Linked DNA regions of Homo sapiens: region 2 is linked to region 1. A link is a loop called in an ENCODE intact Hi-C map of the cell type or tissue named here. Cell type or tissue: mammary epithelial cell. All regions are shown on one strand. Each heading gives the region's core, and the rest is flanking DNA. Links, peaks and the distances in the headings are about the cores only. Region 1 has its middle 15 kb from the start of ROS1. Region 2 overlaps DCBLD1 (discoidin, CUB and LCCL domain containing 1).

Region 1 (8,345 bases), core at 259-8,258:
GAATCCCTGACTATTCAGTTCCCAGAGGAAGAGACAGAAGTAGAGGTTTAAGAGGCAGGTGGGGTTAGGATGAGAACATAGTTTTCTTGTAACTCGAAGTAAGTGGCTTGGGGTATACCAGCTATTGAGAAATCCTCTTGAAATCAATTGAGCAAGTTTTGGAGTGAATATTACAGTAAGAATTCAGGGCAGATATAAAAGCAACTAGAAAAGCAGAAAAATGCCTACACTAGCTGTGTCATCTGCACTACATATGCTATGGGAACATATAGCTGTCTTGGCTGTGGACAGTAAACTGTAGTTGAGCAAGACCGTTTAATATCTGGGACAAACTTTACTGGTAAATAAAGGCCATGTGCTCCTGAGGTTTAATTGGGACACATCCTGCATTTGTTAGTGAAATAAGCTCCCAGAAAAATAGATAGACTTTTTTGGGGATATTTTTGACATTAAAACTTTACTCATTTGATAGTTATATTCATCATCCATGAACATTTTTGGAACATCCAGAACATCCAAGGTGTTAGGCTTCATCTTTTGTTGTTAACATTTTATATTCTTCTTGCTTCTGTTATGGTATATCAATTGAGAAGTTCTTGACTAAGAATTAAAATAACAAACTGAAAATATCTTAACACAAACCTGAGCTCACTTAAAGAAGTCTGGAAGTTGGTGGATCCAGTGTTAATTTTTAATTGATTTTTATATTAAAAAATGTTATAGAGTAAAATCCTAAGTTTGCATGAATTTAAAACCAAAACTGGAGATACGAAGAAAATTTGAGCTCCTGCAAAGCTCAAAGCTCAAAACTCAAAGCCCGCATCCAGAGATGGGCATCACCTCCACTTAACTCTTAATGGTCTTCTACTGTCAGGGTTCTCCCAGGGAGAAGATTCAAAGACACAGTGCTCAATAATCCTGTCAACACAGTGGTCTTCATGATTAGAAAGGACAACTGAAGTCTAGTTTTTCACACATATTAAAGGGATTTAGTTAGGGTTAACTTTTCAGAATTCTAGTGATCAGGGAAGAATAGCCTGATTAAACTGATTGACCTAATGATATGTTTTTAGGTAAATAAGAAAGCCCCAATTCGAGCTCATAGGGACAATTTTAGTTCCCCAAAAACCAAAGCTTAGCATACTAACCAAGACCTACTCAGTCTTAGATCTCTGTTTTAGTAACTCCTTTGAAATATAGGCAGTAGATCTCATGTATTCTGGGAATAACCTAATACAATGTAAATTAAATAAAATTAAAAACATTTTATTTAACCCAATGTATCAAAATATCATTAAATATGTAATCGATATTAACAATTGAGATAGCTTACACTTACAGGGTGTCCCAATTCGTACTAGCAACCTGTCAAATGCTTAGCTGCCACATGTGACTAGTGGCTACCCTACTGGACAGTGCAGCTGTAGAAGGTTAAAAATTGAAGAGAAAGATTAGAAACCAGATTATAGGAAGAGAACAAGAGATGTGCCAGTGACTCTAGGAATCTAAGCTTATTATTAAATATTTATTTAAGAAGTGTTATTATTACGATGGATAATAATAGACTTAAAATATTGCCATTACCCCTGAAAGCTTTATTCACATTCCAAAACCGAGAGATGTTTAGTTATAGCAACCCTTAGAATGCAATTTCCTGTAGTTCGGGGATTGTTTCTCCTCTGTGTTTGATCATTGGTTTTTGTTTTTATTTTTTGTGGTGGTAGGGGTTATTCTAAACTTCGAAGTCATAGTTATACATAAAATAAATTTCCTCCTTAAAAGGAGCAGGACCATTCGAATGAGATATTCCAGCCTCCTAAAAAGAAAAGAATACTAATGACTCATTTAAAACATCATCTGGCTAATAGCAGCTTAATATTAAGGTTAAGGTTATGAACTTTAGGGTCACATAAACTTAGGTTTCATTTCCAATTCTGCTACCTCCTATCTGTGTGTACCTGAGAAACTTTTTAAACCTCTTTGTGCTTCAGTTTTCTCAACTGTAAATGGATATGCTAACAATTATTTTATTGAGTCTTAAGAGAATGGAACAAGATAATGCTTATAAACCATTCTCCAGTGAGTAGTAAATACTCATTAAGTTAAGAGAACATGCCTCATGTCTGTTTCAAAATGGCTATGATTCTGTGTCAAAGGCAGAAGCAATCAGAACCATTTTGAATTACATGTATATTTCAAAACAAGGGAATTAAACTTTGATACATTATGTAAAAATTTAAATAGCTGATATGGTTTGTCTGTGTCCGCACAGCCAAATCTCATCTTGAATTCCCATGTGTTGTGGGAGGCACCTGGTGGGAGGTAATTGAATCATGGGGGCGGGTCTTTCCCATGCTGTTCTCATGATAGCGCATAAGTCTCATGAGATCTGATGGTTTTGAAAAGGGGGAGTTTCCCTGCCCAAACTCTCTTTTTGCCTGCTGCCATCCGTGTAAGATGTGACTTGGTCCTCCTTGCCTTCCGCCATGATTGTGAGGTCTCCCCAGCCACGTGGAACTGTAAGTCCATTAAACCTCTTTTTCTTCCCGGTTTCAGGTATGTCTTTATCAGCAGCATGAAAACATACTAATACAATAGCATATCTTCAAAATTCCTACGGCAGACTCTCTTTTCCTTAATAATGACCTTTTAAATAGGAATCTTGAAAGAAGCTCCCAAAGCAGTTTACTTCCCACTCACTAGGCAGGCAATGGGCACACAAGCCTGCTTTCTTGATGATACTGCAGATCTGCACTGAGGTCCACTCTCTAGACTCTTTCCTATTAATGTTCTGGTGCCTGTGGTTTGCACTAACCTGCTTTCGAAGCCAAGTCTTTGAGAGTAAAGTAAATATTGTATTGTTATATGTTGGAGGAATTTTGCAACCATTTTGCATTGTGAAATTTTGTATCAAAGGGTACAATTGAAAACTTTGTCTGAAATGTATGTTGCAATATTTGCAAATGCAGACTAGGTGATTGAAGAAAGAAATGAGGATCTTTGCTAAGTCTGAAGGCATGGTTTCCTACTCCTTCATCTTCTATGAGTTTAAATAGTACTTCTATCATTACGATAGAACTTCTAAAATGAGACACTTTATGCTTACTTGTGATCTTTAAGTGGTCAGAGTGCTCTCATTGAAAGTATGTGAGAAATGCTGATAAACTTTTTCATTAAATATAAATAGCTACAAAAATTTGTGTAGATGTTTTTAATTTGTGAGCAGATAACCTCGTTGACTTAGGAAAGACTAATTCATGGTTTTAATTAAAATCATAAACTTAATATCTCACTAATAATTAACAAAATTGTGTAAGGGGTAAGTAATGTTATTATATTTAAAATAGCAGCCTGCACACCTAGCCCTCAATCCCTACAAGCCTGTCCTTTTTTCTCTTTAATACTTTTCACCAAATAATAACTTACATGTTTTACTTGCTTATGTCTGCCCTGTCCTCCCCCAGCCCTACCCAGATGAGGACAGGGATTTTTATCTGTTTAGTTCACTGTTGTCTTCACAGTGCCTTGCAGTCTTTGGCAAATAGCAGGCAATAAATAACTGTTGAATCTTTATGTGACAAATCATTATGACTAATTTACCCTCTAACTTGAACAACATGAACTTCTAAAATTACAAAATTTTAAAACATGTGAGGTAATTTATTAGGAATTTCCCAAGTGGCGGGTACCAACATTTTGAGGTTGAATCAGTTATTACCTCCATTTACAGATGAGAAAATTGAGGCAGACAGAACTTAAGTAACTCCTGTGGTCACTTAGCTTATAAGTGGTGACATCAGGGTTGGACATGACTAATATGGGAGTCCATGGCGTAATTACTGTGTAATTTCTAGGAGATGGTGTCAGATTAAATAAGTAGGAGGCCATTGCCCTGAGAATATCTCCATTCTTTAAGTTTTTATGTAATACACTGCAATATAACTTAGTACTTAAATAAATAAACACTTAATTTAGGAGCACACTTTTGTAACAAACAGTTGAGCTTCACCCAATCATAGGCTGCAACTGATCAGACCATGCTCCAATAAGTCAAAAGACTCATCACACCATGCCCAAATGAGGCAACTGTCTAGCTGTAGTCAATCAGATGATTTATATACTTTCTTCAGTGTTCAGCCTATAAAAGCTTATTGTTCATGCTGCTGGGTGGAACTCTCTGAACCTCTCCTGGTTCTGAATGCTGCCTGATTCATGAATCATTCTTTGCTCAAATAAACTCTGTTAAATTTAATTTGCCTTAAGTTTTTTTTTTTTTTTTTTACATTTTTTTAACAATAGAAAAGGTGAGGGCTTTAGTGTTACAGGCCTAATGTACGGGATAAGAGAAATAAAGTGCATCAAAGTATCTAACAACATGCTCTACCACCTGATAAACTCTCCATACATGTTAAAGTTCAAGAACCATTTCTTGATTTGTCAAGAACCTCACTTTAACAGTGCAATAATTTTTGAAGCAAAGAAACCTGAAAGATTCTCATTCTTCTTGTTCCTAGATGAAACTTTTTTTTTTTGAGACGGAGTCTTGCTCTGTCACCCAGGCTGGAGTGCAGTGGCGTGATCTCAGCTCACTCCAAGTTCTGCCTCCCAGGTTCACGCCATTCTCCTGCCTCAGCCTCCCGAGTAGCTGGGACTACAGGCGCCCGCCACCACGCCCGGCTAATTTTTTGTATTTTTACTAGAGACGGGGTTTCACCGTGTTAGCCAGGATGGTCTTGATCTCCTGACCTCGTGATCCACCCACCTCCGTCTCCCAAAGTGCTGGGATTACAGGCGTGAGCCACCACGCCCGGCCTCCTAGATGAACTTTAAGGTAACTTGGAAGGATAGTTTTTTAGTCTGAAGTTGGTATTCAGAATTGATTTTGTGCTCAGACTAATTAGTCATAAATGGTAAACAACCCTAAATGATGTATTTAGTAGGGTTTCCTTCTTTTCTCCTAAGACTTGGTTTTCATGGGTAACAGTTTCTGTCCCCACCCCCTTGACCCAGTCCCATCTCTCACTGAGGTTCTCTGCCTCCATGAGCCTCATCAATAATCTCCTTGCTATCTCTGTCCATCAGATGTTCCTTGCCAGTTGCTTTTCATTTTTCTGTCCATATAGTCATGCCTAGAGTGAGAGTTTGAAACAGCAGTGATTCTGGCCCGAGAGGGGGATGGTAGTAGAGGTGGGTAGTCTGCACAGTGACTGGTGCTGCAATGGTATCCTGTAGGATTCATGGGCCTCAGTATACTGGGAGTGGAGAAACTGCATAGAGAACATGGTTGGGGGTATTCACGAGGAAGAAAACCAGTGAAAACCCTATTTCAACTTTGGCTCCTGTATCTCTGGAGCCTGGGAGATAAAGAAAAGGCTGAGAAGCCTGGCTTTGCTTTGGAAAATCTCTTACCTTTACCACTAAAGCAGTTTTCACTTCAGGGCTACCTTTAGGTAAAATGTTTAGAGGGTCATCCAGTATCTGGGCTCAATTTCTAGAAATAGCTTCCATTAAGACACACAATGTCTTTTAGTCTACTGTTACATTTAAAAGGCTCAAAAATGCAAATACTTGGGATAATTAAATAAAAGGCAATGCTTTTGTTAAGACGAAGAGTTAAGGAGGCAATGGATCTCTAGAAGGAGCAATGGTAGGTTGCACTGAATCTATGGATAGCAGGGTCGAGATAAACCATAGGGATATCAGTGCATGAGGCACAAGTAATATTCTTGGAGACTAGCGGTTCTGATGCAGAAAATTCAGCTAGTAGCCAATGAATGAGAACCAGTCATCAGTATGCAGATTATTTGTGAAGATACAAATTTGGATGGGTCTAACAGAAGTTTATGGAACCCTGACTCTGGCCAGAGACTCAGCAGTTGGAAATGAGTCACAAGGCTAAAATGAGAAATTGAGCAAAATTGATCCAATACAATCTTCATCTATGGAGTGAAGGTGCCTTAAATTCTGACCCATGGCGGCAATGAGAGCCCAAACCTGGGGGCACAGATGAGCTACCTGTTGGAGGTGTCACTTGAGAGAAGCTGGGGTCTATGCATGCTGGGAATCAGGGAAACAGACAAAAGATTTCATGAAATTTGTATAAGCAAATCTGTAAATATGATACAGGAAGTAATAAAACTACTGCTCTTATTGTAGCATTTGTCTTGCAGAAAATATATAAACTAGGGAAATGTGTGAAGACACAGAAGTTTTCATTTTTTAAACCACTCAGAGAAAAATATTTTGGTATATTTCTATCAATTTTTTCTATTTTATTTTACATAGATGAGATCATTATCATAAAAATATATGGTTTTATATACAGTTATTCATCACTTAATGATGAAGTACATTCTAAGAAATGCATTGTTAGGCAATTTTGTGTGAACATCATAGAGTGTACCTTCACAAACTTAGATGGTATAGCCAACTACATGCCTAGGCTATATGGTATAGCCTATTGCTTCTAGGCAACAAACCTGTATAGCATGTTACTATATTGGATGATGTAGGCAATTGTAACACGATGATAAGTATTTGTGCATCTAAATATATTTAAACATAGAAAAGGTACAGTAATATATGGCATACAAGATAAAAAAGGGTACACATTTACAGGGCACTTACCATGAATGCAGCTTGCAGGACTGAAAGTGGATCTAGGTAATTCAGTGAGTGAGTGGTGAGTGAATATGAAGGCAAAGGATGTTCTTGTACACTACTATAGACTTTATAAACACTGTATACTTCAGCTGCACTAAGTTTATAAAAATATTTTTCTTTCTTCAATAATAAATTGACCTTAGCTTACCATAAAAACTTAAAAAAAAGTTTTGACTCTTGTAATAACACAGCATAAAACACACACATTGTACGGTTGTCCAAAAATATTTTCTTTATTTATATCCTTATTCTATTAGCTTTATTCTATTTAATTTTTTTATTTTTTAATTTTTACTTTTAAAATTTTCTTGTTAAAAACTAGAATACAAACGCATTAGCTTAGGCTTACACGGAATCAGGATCATCAATATCTCTGTCTTCCACCTCCAGATCTTGTCCCACTGAAAAGTTTTCAGTGGTAATAACACACATGAAGCAGCCATCTCTTTTAACAAGGCCTTCTTCTGGAATACCTTCTGCCTCAGGACCTACCTAAAGCCGTTTTATAGTTAACTTTTTTTTTTTTTAATAAGTAGAAGGAGCATACTCTAAAATAATAAAGTATAGTTTAGTAAACATATAAACCAGTACATAGTTCTTTATTATCATTATCAAGTATTATGTACTCTACATAATTGTATATGTAATACTTCTATACAACTAGCAGTGCAGTAGGTTTATTTACACCAGCATCACCACAAACACATGAGTAATACTTTGCACTACGATGTTATGACAGCTACAACGTCACTAGGCAATAAGAACTTTTCATTTCTATTACAGCCAAAGGGACCACCTCCATATATCTGTTCCGTCATTGACTGGAACGTCATTAGGTGGCTTATGACTGCACTTCTTTCTACTTAATATCATAGCATTAATTTCCTCAAGTCATTAAAAATTCTTCATGAAACTGATTTTTTTTTTTAAACAAGTTCTCACTCTGTCACCTAAGCTGGAGTGCTCACTGCACCCTTCGCCTCCCGGGCTCAAGTGATCCTCCTACCTCAACCTCCCAGAGACTGATTTTTAATGACTATTAAATATACTCATTCAAAGAAAGAGCAACCACTTAAAATCCAGCCTTTTAGAACTTTAGGCTTCTGAAAAAGCTACAGACTTGAAAGTGGCAGGGAAAAATGTTCTGAATAATAATAACAATGATGATGATAAAAACATCCCCTGAGCACTCAGAAGTAAATATTTGAGGACAGTAAAAAAAAAAAAAAGATCCTAAATTATGCCTTTTACAATGTGAGTTTATTTTTCATCATGTCATGCAAAAGCCATGCTGTGATTGATCCCATTGTCACCTTCAAGCCTCAGGGATGGAATGCAGAGGACAAGAATGTCAAATAGCCCACTTTTGCATTTCAACAACCAAGTTCCTAGCCTAAAATAACTTTTTAATTTAAAAATTATATAGCATTAACGAATTGCAGACCAAAAACTAAACTTATTATCTGTTTTCAGATTCTGTTATTCTAGGCTGGAACATTGGCTTTTAAAACTCAAATACTAATTATTTAATATTTTTGTTCTTTGCACTCTGTGGCATCACCTCTTCCCCAAGGCATAAAGATGAGATACACTGGGTGTAAGGAACTTAAATTAGGACAATATCAGGTGGGATATCTTGTGATATCATTGATTAATATCACAAAATATTCCATGAGAGAAAT
Region 2 (8,345 bases), core at 117-8,116, 56 kb before region 1:
CAAATATTTAAATGTCACTTTTCTTAGGACTATGAAATTCTCCTTTCATAAAAGAGGAAGAGAAAAACTTTTTTTTTTTCAGAAAACAGTTAAATATGAAATAAGGAGCAATTATATGAGTCAACCTACATGTGACTATCATATTCTAAATTTTATTTTTTTAAAGTGACATGTGTCAGCAAAAGAAAATCTTAGGGTGTCACTGTTTTTTTTGAGACGAAGTCTCACTCTGTCGCCCAGGCTGGAGTGCAGTGGCAGGATCTTGGCTTACTGCAGCCTCTGCCTCCTGGGTTCAAGCGATTCTCCTGCCTCAGCCTCCCGAGTAGGTGGGACGACAGGTGCATTTACGTACGGCTAATTTTTTTGTATTTTTAGTAGAGACGGGGTTTCACCGTGTTAGCCAGGATGGTCTCGATCTCCTGACCTCATGATCCACCCACCTCGGCCTCCCAAAGTGCTGGGATTACAGGCGTGAGCCACCGCACCCGGCCAGGGTATCACTTTTATTCAGCCCTGTAATTGTATTTCTTTCCGACCACTTCCACTGTAAGGCCTAAGAGGAAACTTCTTTCACCCAGCAATGCTGGCACAATGCAGGCAAGTTCAAATCGTCAACATTCCCATCGTTACTTTGCCTGGGGATCTCTACCTCCTTGGGAAAATTTCTCTCTTCCATTAACTATCAGAACAAAACCCCATGAGTCTTTGTTCTGCCAAAGAACCTGAATCGCAAAGGAAGTGCTGAGTCCTAATTTATTAAAAAGCGAACTGTCATCAGAAGTTCTAGTATCACTCTAACCTATGGAAGTAGACTATTTATGGAGTTTTCTGTGGCAAGACTAATATAATAAGTTTATTCCATGGGTATTAACTACATCAGGAATTTTCACTCTCTTGTGCTTCCACAGTTTGGGTGATTTCAAAGGATTAAGTAGAAAGATGCCAAAGGGTAAAATGAAAAACTGCTAGGGAGAGAAAATGCCTACAATGTCATGTGTTGAAGAAGGCAGATGCGTACACATGAAAACCAATAGACAAGTATTATTTATTTATTTTTGAGACGGACTTTCGCTTTTGTTGCCTAGGCTGGAGTGCAGTGGTGCGATCTCAGCTCACCGCAACCTCCGCCTCCCAGGTTCAAGCGATTGTCCTGCCTCAGCCTCCTGAGTAGCTGCGATTACAGGCATGCGCTACCACACCCAGCTAATTTTGTATTTTTAGTAGAGATGAGGAGAAGCATTATTCTTATTACCTCATTCTGACACTCAGGTAGCCTACCTCTCATAGCCTGACTCTCTCTAATTGACAATCACTGACAAAGAAGACAAAAGTTACTTAAAAATCTATCAGTTTATCTTCTTTGTCTTAGGTATCAATGTCAGTATCCTGGTTGTGATATGGTATTGTAGTTTGCAAAGATGTTATAATTGAGGGAAACTAGGTAAAATGTATACAATATCTCTCTGTATTAGTTCTTCCAATTGCATGTGATCTACAATGATCTGAAAATAAAAAGGTTAATTAAATAATTGAAAAAATAATGTCAATCAAGTTTGCCTGGCTGGGGATGGAAGTGAGGAGGCTTTTACTTTTTCTATTTTATACTTTTTTATACTCTTTGCATTTTGTTATCCTGTATGCTTTTTCTCTTTTTTTTTTCTTTTTCTTTTTGAGACGGTCTCATTCCATCACCCAGGCTGGAATACAGTGGCACAATCACAGCTCACTGCACCCTCGACCTCTGAGGCTCAAGCAATCTTCCCACGTCAGCCTCCCAAGTAGCTGGAACTACAGGCACACACCACCACACCTGGCAGATTTTTTTTTTTTTTTTTGGTAGAGATGGGGGCCACACTATGTCGCCCAGGCTGGTCTGGAACTCCTAGGCTCAAGCGATCTTCCCGCCTTGGCCTCCCAAATGCTGGGATTACAGGTGTGCACCACTGCACCTAGCCTAAAATTCTTTTAATTAAAGCATTAAACAGATCTGCAAAAAAAAGCTCTCTATGAAATACAGTTGACCCAGTTTCTTCAGCAATGAATTAAATGAAGAGGCACACACAAAAAAGTGTTTATTTTAGATTTAAAAGACACTTATGTGCCATAGCAATTAAGTGAGACTTGCTTGAATCCTGATTTGAAAAACCAACCTTATAAAATCTTTTAAATAGATAATTGAGATATTAAATAATTTCAGATAATTATAATTTTATTAGGTGAGATAATGGCATTGAGGCTACATAAGAAAATGCCATTTTTTTGAGGGATGCCTACTGACATATGCAGGGCTGAAATGACATAAGGTCTGGGATTTGCCTTAAAATACCTGGCAAAAAAGAGGTGATGCAGAATAAATGAAAAAATACGGAGAAATGTTGATGGTTGCTATAGATGGATGATGAGGGCTCACAGTTCTAAGAATATTAAAAATTAAAAGAAATAAAGATCCATCTTTAAGGGAAAAAAATAAAACCACGATCTTATGATTAAACTCCAAGTAGTGTTGTGGGGAGGATAGGCCGGGAGTGACACAGTAAAGTGCCACCTATCTAACATCAAAATAGGGGGAATGGGGAATGAAGAGGGGAGGAGGAAGTTTTGCCACAGGGAATTTGACCACTCTTCAAAGTGGCTACACCACACAATGTTTATCTGTTCCTTCCTTTCGACTGTAATTTCTTGCCAAAGCACATGATGACTAAACTAAGTATCATTTCCTCCTCTTCTAGACTGAAAGCTCCTCTCAACTGTAGAATATTTCCAGGGTGGTCTCTCTGTAATGGGCCTAAATCCTGGTGTCTGTTTGGAGCCACAGCTGGTTTGTGACACTGACCACCACTTCCTCAAAACAATTTACAAGAACAAAACTAGATGTATGAAGTTTAGATTCTGGAAAAAGGTGCAAGTATTCATGAATATTTCAGAACTCCCAAAGTGATCTATGTACAGAATTTAAGTATACAGATTTTAATTCTGAACATTTGGAAACAATCTAAATTAGAAATGAACAGCCAAACTGATATCTCCAAGCAATGTGATGTTAAGGAAGTTACTCATGTTTTAGAAGAATATTTAACATGAAAACACTTTAATACAGAATATATTGTACACACATAGATGTGTAATATTTAAAGTGTTTACTTCTATGGTATAAGTTTACAAGTGATTTTCATTTTATTTATACATTTTTCCTCTAAATATTCTATAATATGAATACATATAAAGGAGAAAAATAATATAATTAAAACTACCAAATTCACCTAACATTCTTTGTAACACTAAAGGCTACTTTCAACATTAGCCTCATAATACAGATAGGAAGAAGTCACGGACTGTCATTAAAAATTCAGGAAACAAACAACTAGGAACTTAGTATACTGTAGTTCTCACTTCAAGAAGTCCAGTCAAGAGAAGAAAGATATATTAACAAGTAAATTCTTGAGACTAACTTGACAGAGTTACAGAGATATGGACTCAGTATCTATTCTCCAAATGCCTGAAATTAATGGATAGGTCTCTACCTTTTAGCTTTTAACATCAGCTATTCAAGAGTTGTCGATATACAAGCTACTTTCTAAATAAGCTTAGAACAAATCCTAGATGCTTGTATACACAAGCCAATCCTTTATTTAGTCTACTTTAATTCCATCCACTACAAAAGGAAAACAATAACTTCCTTAAAAGACTATTTCCCTTTGATAAGAAATCATGTTCCACTAAAAGAAAAGCAAAATAAGATATACCTGGTATGGACTAAGTTCTGCAATACTAGAAAGTATGATTAGACTTTAAAAGAAAACTTGTAACTGAATTGCACTTGTTGGAAAATGATTTGGGTGGAGTAAATTGAACAGTGCAAATATACTTTTTTTAAATTTTTTTTGAGACGGAGTCTTGCTCTGTCGCCCAGGCTGGAGTGCAGTGGCGCAGTCTCGGCTTACTGACCTCCGCCTCCCAGGTTCAAGCAATTCTCCTGCCTCAGCATCCCGATTAGCTGGGATTACAGGCATGTACCACCAAGCCCGGCTAATCACATATACTTTTTAGATTGATTATTAACTAGTCCTTAGAGTAAGACAGAAACCTCAAGCTTTTTTAAAATTATTATTATGGCCTAGAGTTAGAACACAGATTTTTTTATCACACCTCAAGTAATCACATATGCATACACATGCATAAACAATGAACAAAAGTTAAATGATACCACTATTTTATTACATGTAATGCACTGTGATTATTTCCTATTCTATTCAGTTTCATTTTTGTTTTTGTCAAAGCATACTGGTTGTGCCTACTGAAGTGATTTCATTACCTATTAATGGGTCCTAACCTGCAACTTGGGAAAGAGTGCTCTAAAATATCACAAAAGTAAAACCATTTCTAAAAACATGATTTCATTAGTTGTATCCTTGCTCTTCTAATATTCAAGTTACAACAGGTCTCAACACATATACAATCATCCATGTGTGGGTGTGAGAAAATTTCTTCCCATGTCTAAGATCAAGTGAGCTCTTGATGACTACAATCTTTTCAACCACAAAGGAGAGCTTGCAATTATTACAGAGTTTTGTCTGATGGTAGGGCAAACAGATTTTCCAAGATATCATTAATTCCATTCTCAGCCTTACTCTCTTAGAAACTTTGCTCTTCTTCAATTGTGCTTAGCTTTTTACCTTGTAGGCCGCCAGAAGCAAAAGAAAAACAGGAGCAAAAGGGCCTCAGTTGCTATGTGAGAATGAACAAAGGCAAAACAGAACTTGTAATGATAAAACAAAATAATTATTCAAAATCTTCAGTTTTTCTGAAAGGAATATGGATAATAATACTATGCTGAAAGAAGTTACAGCTATCGACTAGAAACACATGACCATGTTTTATAAAACTGACAATCTCTTTCAACTTTATTCTCACCACATATAAAATAGATGCTAATGATATGACTAGTGATCTAATAAGGATGATAATGCTGTTGACTCAGCAGATGAAACATTTGAAAGTAAAATAAAAGGAAACACAAGGAATATGTCAAAAGTCTCTCTGTGGAAACTTTCAACATTCCTATCAGCTAAAAGTGTCACTTAAAATAAATCAGTCTGAATGTATGAAAATGAATCAAATCATTTAAAGAGATCCTATCTACGATTCCTCTATGATTCCCTATATAATGTGGGATTACTTCCATCAGTGTCCAAAGACATCAATAATTACCATGTTAAGATATTTAAAAGATTCATAATTTGCTGCCAAAGGAAAAAAATCTCAAAATCTAGCCAATGCTATTCTTTAATGTGCTATACATAAAATCAGTGAACACTGCAGTTTTTGGTCACTCTCCAGTCTTGAGACTTCTGCTGAAAAGCAAAAGATTATTAGAAGGCTTGTGGATGTGGGGGAGGAGAGTTGACACACCTATCATTTCCTAATTCATAAATTATTTCCATATACTTGGGAGGTGACAGAGCATAATGGTTACAACCTGGATTCTGGCACAGCCCTGCCTAACACTGGCTTTGTGGCCTTGGGTGAGTCTTTTTACCTCTCTAAGGTAAAACTGAATTCCATCATCCATAATCTAAAGACAACAATAGTGCCCAATTTCATGAGCATTAAAAGGGAGAATGCTAATAAAAACAAAGTATCAAGCACAGAGGCAACCATATAGTAAAAATTCAATATGTTAACTGCTACTATTTTTATCTTAAAATTCTACACATTATTAAAGTATCAAAAATATTGCTTTGAATTAGCTGACTTTGTCCAAATTCCATCACCCATTGGCTGTATGATCCTAAGAAATCCCCCATTTAGTGTATATCAATTTTCCTCATCTGTAAAATTACCAACCATAACTGGGTGTGGTGAAGATGAATAAGGCTGTGTGTGTGTGCTTTAATCGGCTGAGAAAGTCTAATTAGAATGCATTTCCCAGTATTTATCTAATGCCCACTTACTGCTATGTCAGCATGTCCTGAAGTAGATACTGTGGTACTAGTCTGGGTGGTTTACCAGGGGGTTATGCCCTCACCCTCCTCAAAAGAGCTGCAAGGTCAGTAAGCTTGCAGAATTCCACCTTTTTCTTTACCACAGAACATCTCAAAGCCCTTACAGTGTATAGTGAAGCTCTGATGCGTGTTGCAGTTTACAGTATTTCCCAGAAAACTCTTTCCTCTTGGGGCATCTCCTGGGAGTAGTGCTCTGTGAGACATACTGGTGAACTCCTGGGTTAGACTCTCACAAGTGGGACACACAGAGAGATCCCATGATAGGGCTTCTGGGATTGAAGATCTTACGTGGAGAAGTGGACTTTGGCCTCTGGAGTTCTAAAAATGATACTGAAGTTATATTATGTGACTTGATTCAAAAGCAAGACTTTTCTCACTGTTGTTATTAAGTTACAAGTCCTTTGTGGGCATCTACAACAAACTGGACACATTGGTTAAGAGAAGTTTCTTAATTTCAAAGAAGACTTTTAAGAAAAAAAAAAAACTTGTTTGTACAGCGAAACAATTCTAAGACAACTGTTTTATCTCTGTTGAATAGATGCTTAGAATAAGGAAGTCAGAGAAAAGAGGCTGCTGACCTTTGTTAATAATGTCAGGATGTTGATGTAATATCCAAGCTGCCACTGCTTCAGCTGAAGATAAGTCAAGAAATCTTTCCTGCCGCTGGAACATGCTAGCTTTCTCACCTTGGTTTCATGTTAAATATGCATACTGCCAATATTCAGATAAAGTGTAATATTGATATTGACTTTTCTCTCTGGAGTCCAGAAAAATCCAATATTACCAAGTAAAGACAAAGTTAAACTGAGTTTTATAAATTAAAACTGTAAACACTTCTCCTTTGCACATAGATGTGAGCTTTCACTTTCACAGATAATAGTTTTTTAAAAATTGAGAGCCAAAAAGTTATTGGGAAAGGAAAAAAATAAAATTATGAAAGGGCCCTTACTAAAAACTAGCATTTACCAAACATTCATTGTAAAAAGTAGCAGATACAGTGTTCTAAGGACTTCATATTACCTTATTTAGCCTTCATGACAACCATATCTGATAATGATAGTTTTTAAAAATTGATTACAAATTATTTCACATATATACACACACACATATATATACAGATACACACATACAAAGAGTAATTTCACAAACATCAAAGTGTATACCCAGTAGCTTATAAGATAGGACATCTCCTATACAACAAAACTGAAGCCCACAAAACCCTTTCTTCACCACACATCCCTCCTATTATCTCTATTCTGTGTGTGAAGGAGTCAAGGCTCTGAGATGCAGCATAACTCAGCCCATGTGGCTGGGCTGGGATCAGACCCTAACCTGAAGCTAGTCTGACCTCAAAGACGATGGAATGGAATCATGTGCTCTAGTGCCACTACTGCCTAAGTCACCCATCTTAGAGGTGACAAAACTGAGGTAGCGATATTTAAGACATTGCCCAATCTCACATTACTGCTGAGCAGCATAACTGATATTTAGTTTTTTGTAGTCATACTCTTTTTGTCTCAAAATTAACATGAGAAAAAAGTCATGTTTAATTAGGAGTTTTTTTGTAAAAATTATGATATGAGAAGTTCTATCATCCCCTTTTTTAAATTATCGAAGTACTCTTTACTAGACTATTAAGGGAAAGGTCTAATGAGAGGTGCCTATTTTACTTCCAACAAAGGTTGTTCACTTTGCTTAGCTCCTGAAAGATGCTTTGTAAAAGAAGGTGTCAGTGTATTAAAGTGCTACTTCTCACACTTCAGTATGCAAACTAATCACCTGGGGATCTTGTCAAAATGCAGGGCCTGGAAATTCTACATTTCCAAAAAGCTCTTATTAGTGACTGTTCTGTTGGATCCTGTAAGATATATTCTGAGTAGCAACAGACTGAAAAAGCCCTCCTTATTAAGAGGGATATTGCCATGAATATTTTTTAAAGTGAAAGAAAATCCTCAAGATAAAAATTTTGTATGGTTTAATTTTAGTATCTATTCCTAAAATTGGAACACATCTGTATCTGATACTTATTTTCACTCCAGATTTCATTTATAAGTCTAGGACAGGCAACAATAAGTTCCACGATCTATAGTTAAGCCAAAATGGCATTTCTGAAACCTGGATAAAAGTGTCAATTCAGGAATTACTTGAGCATACTGTGGAAAATAAACAAAGAAATAGGATGGGAAGCTTTGTGCAAGCGTAGGTTTATGCACCATATCCACGGAACAAGCAATCAATGTTTACTGACAAGAAAATAGCAAATCTCACTGGGGAGACATATGGTGTCTTATCATACATCTAATAAGGTATGAAACATGAGAGTTGAGAGAAAAAATAAACCTC

The links. Peaks named below come from ENCODE experiments on the same cell type or tissue, not always from the same donor. Only the 100,000 strongest peaks of a DNase experiment are listed, where the experiment ranks them.
Region 2: a loop joins it to region 1, with 5 times the contacts of the local background. A loop is called at or near these places in 13 of 110 quality-filtered maps.

Annotation. Positions count from the first base shown.
Region 1 is chr6:117,436,608-117,444,952 of GRCh38, reverse strand. No RefSeq gene overlaps it. Among named protein-coding and RNA genes, the nearest start is that of ROS1, 15 kb to the right of the region's middle. In mammary epithelial cell, for the core only: no CTCF peak of the experiment used is centred there; DNase peaks (open chromatin) are centred at 2,422, 2,852, 3,852 and 4,002; H3K4me3 peaks cover 250 bases; H3K27ac peaks cover 3,893 bases.
Region 2 is chr6:117,492,731-117,501,075 of GRCh38, reverse strand. All of the region lies in intron 1 of DCBLD1 (discoidin, CUB and LCCL domain containing 1), which reads right to left. Among named protein-coding and RNA genes, the nearest start is that of DCBLD1, 14 kb to the right of the region's middle. In mammary epithelial cell, for the core only: no CTCF peak of the experiment used is centred there; DNase peaks (open chromatin) are centred at 2,665 and 4,485; H3K27ac peaks cover 4,880 bases.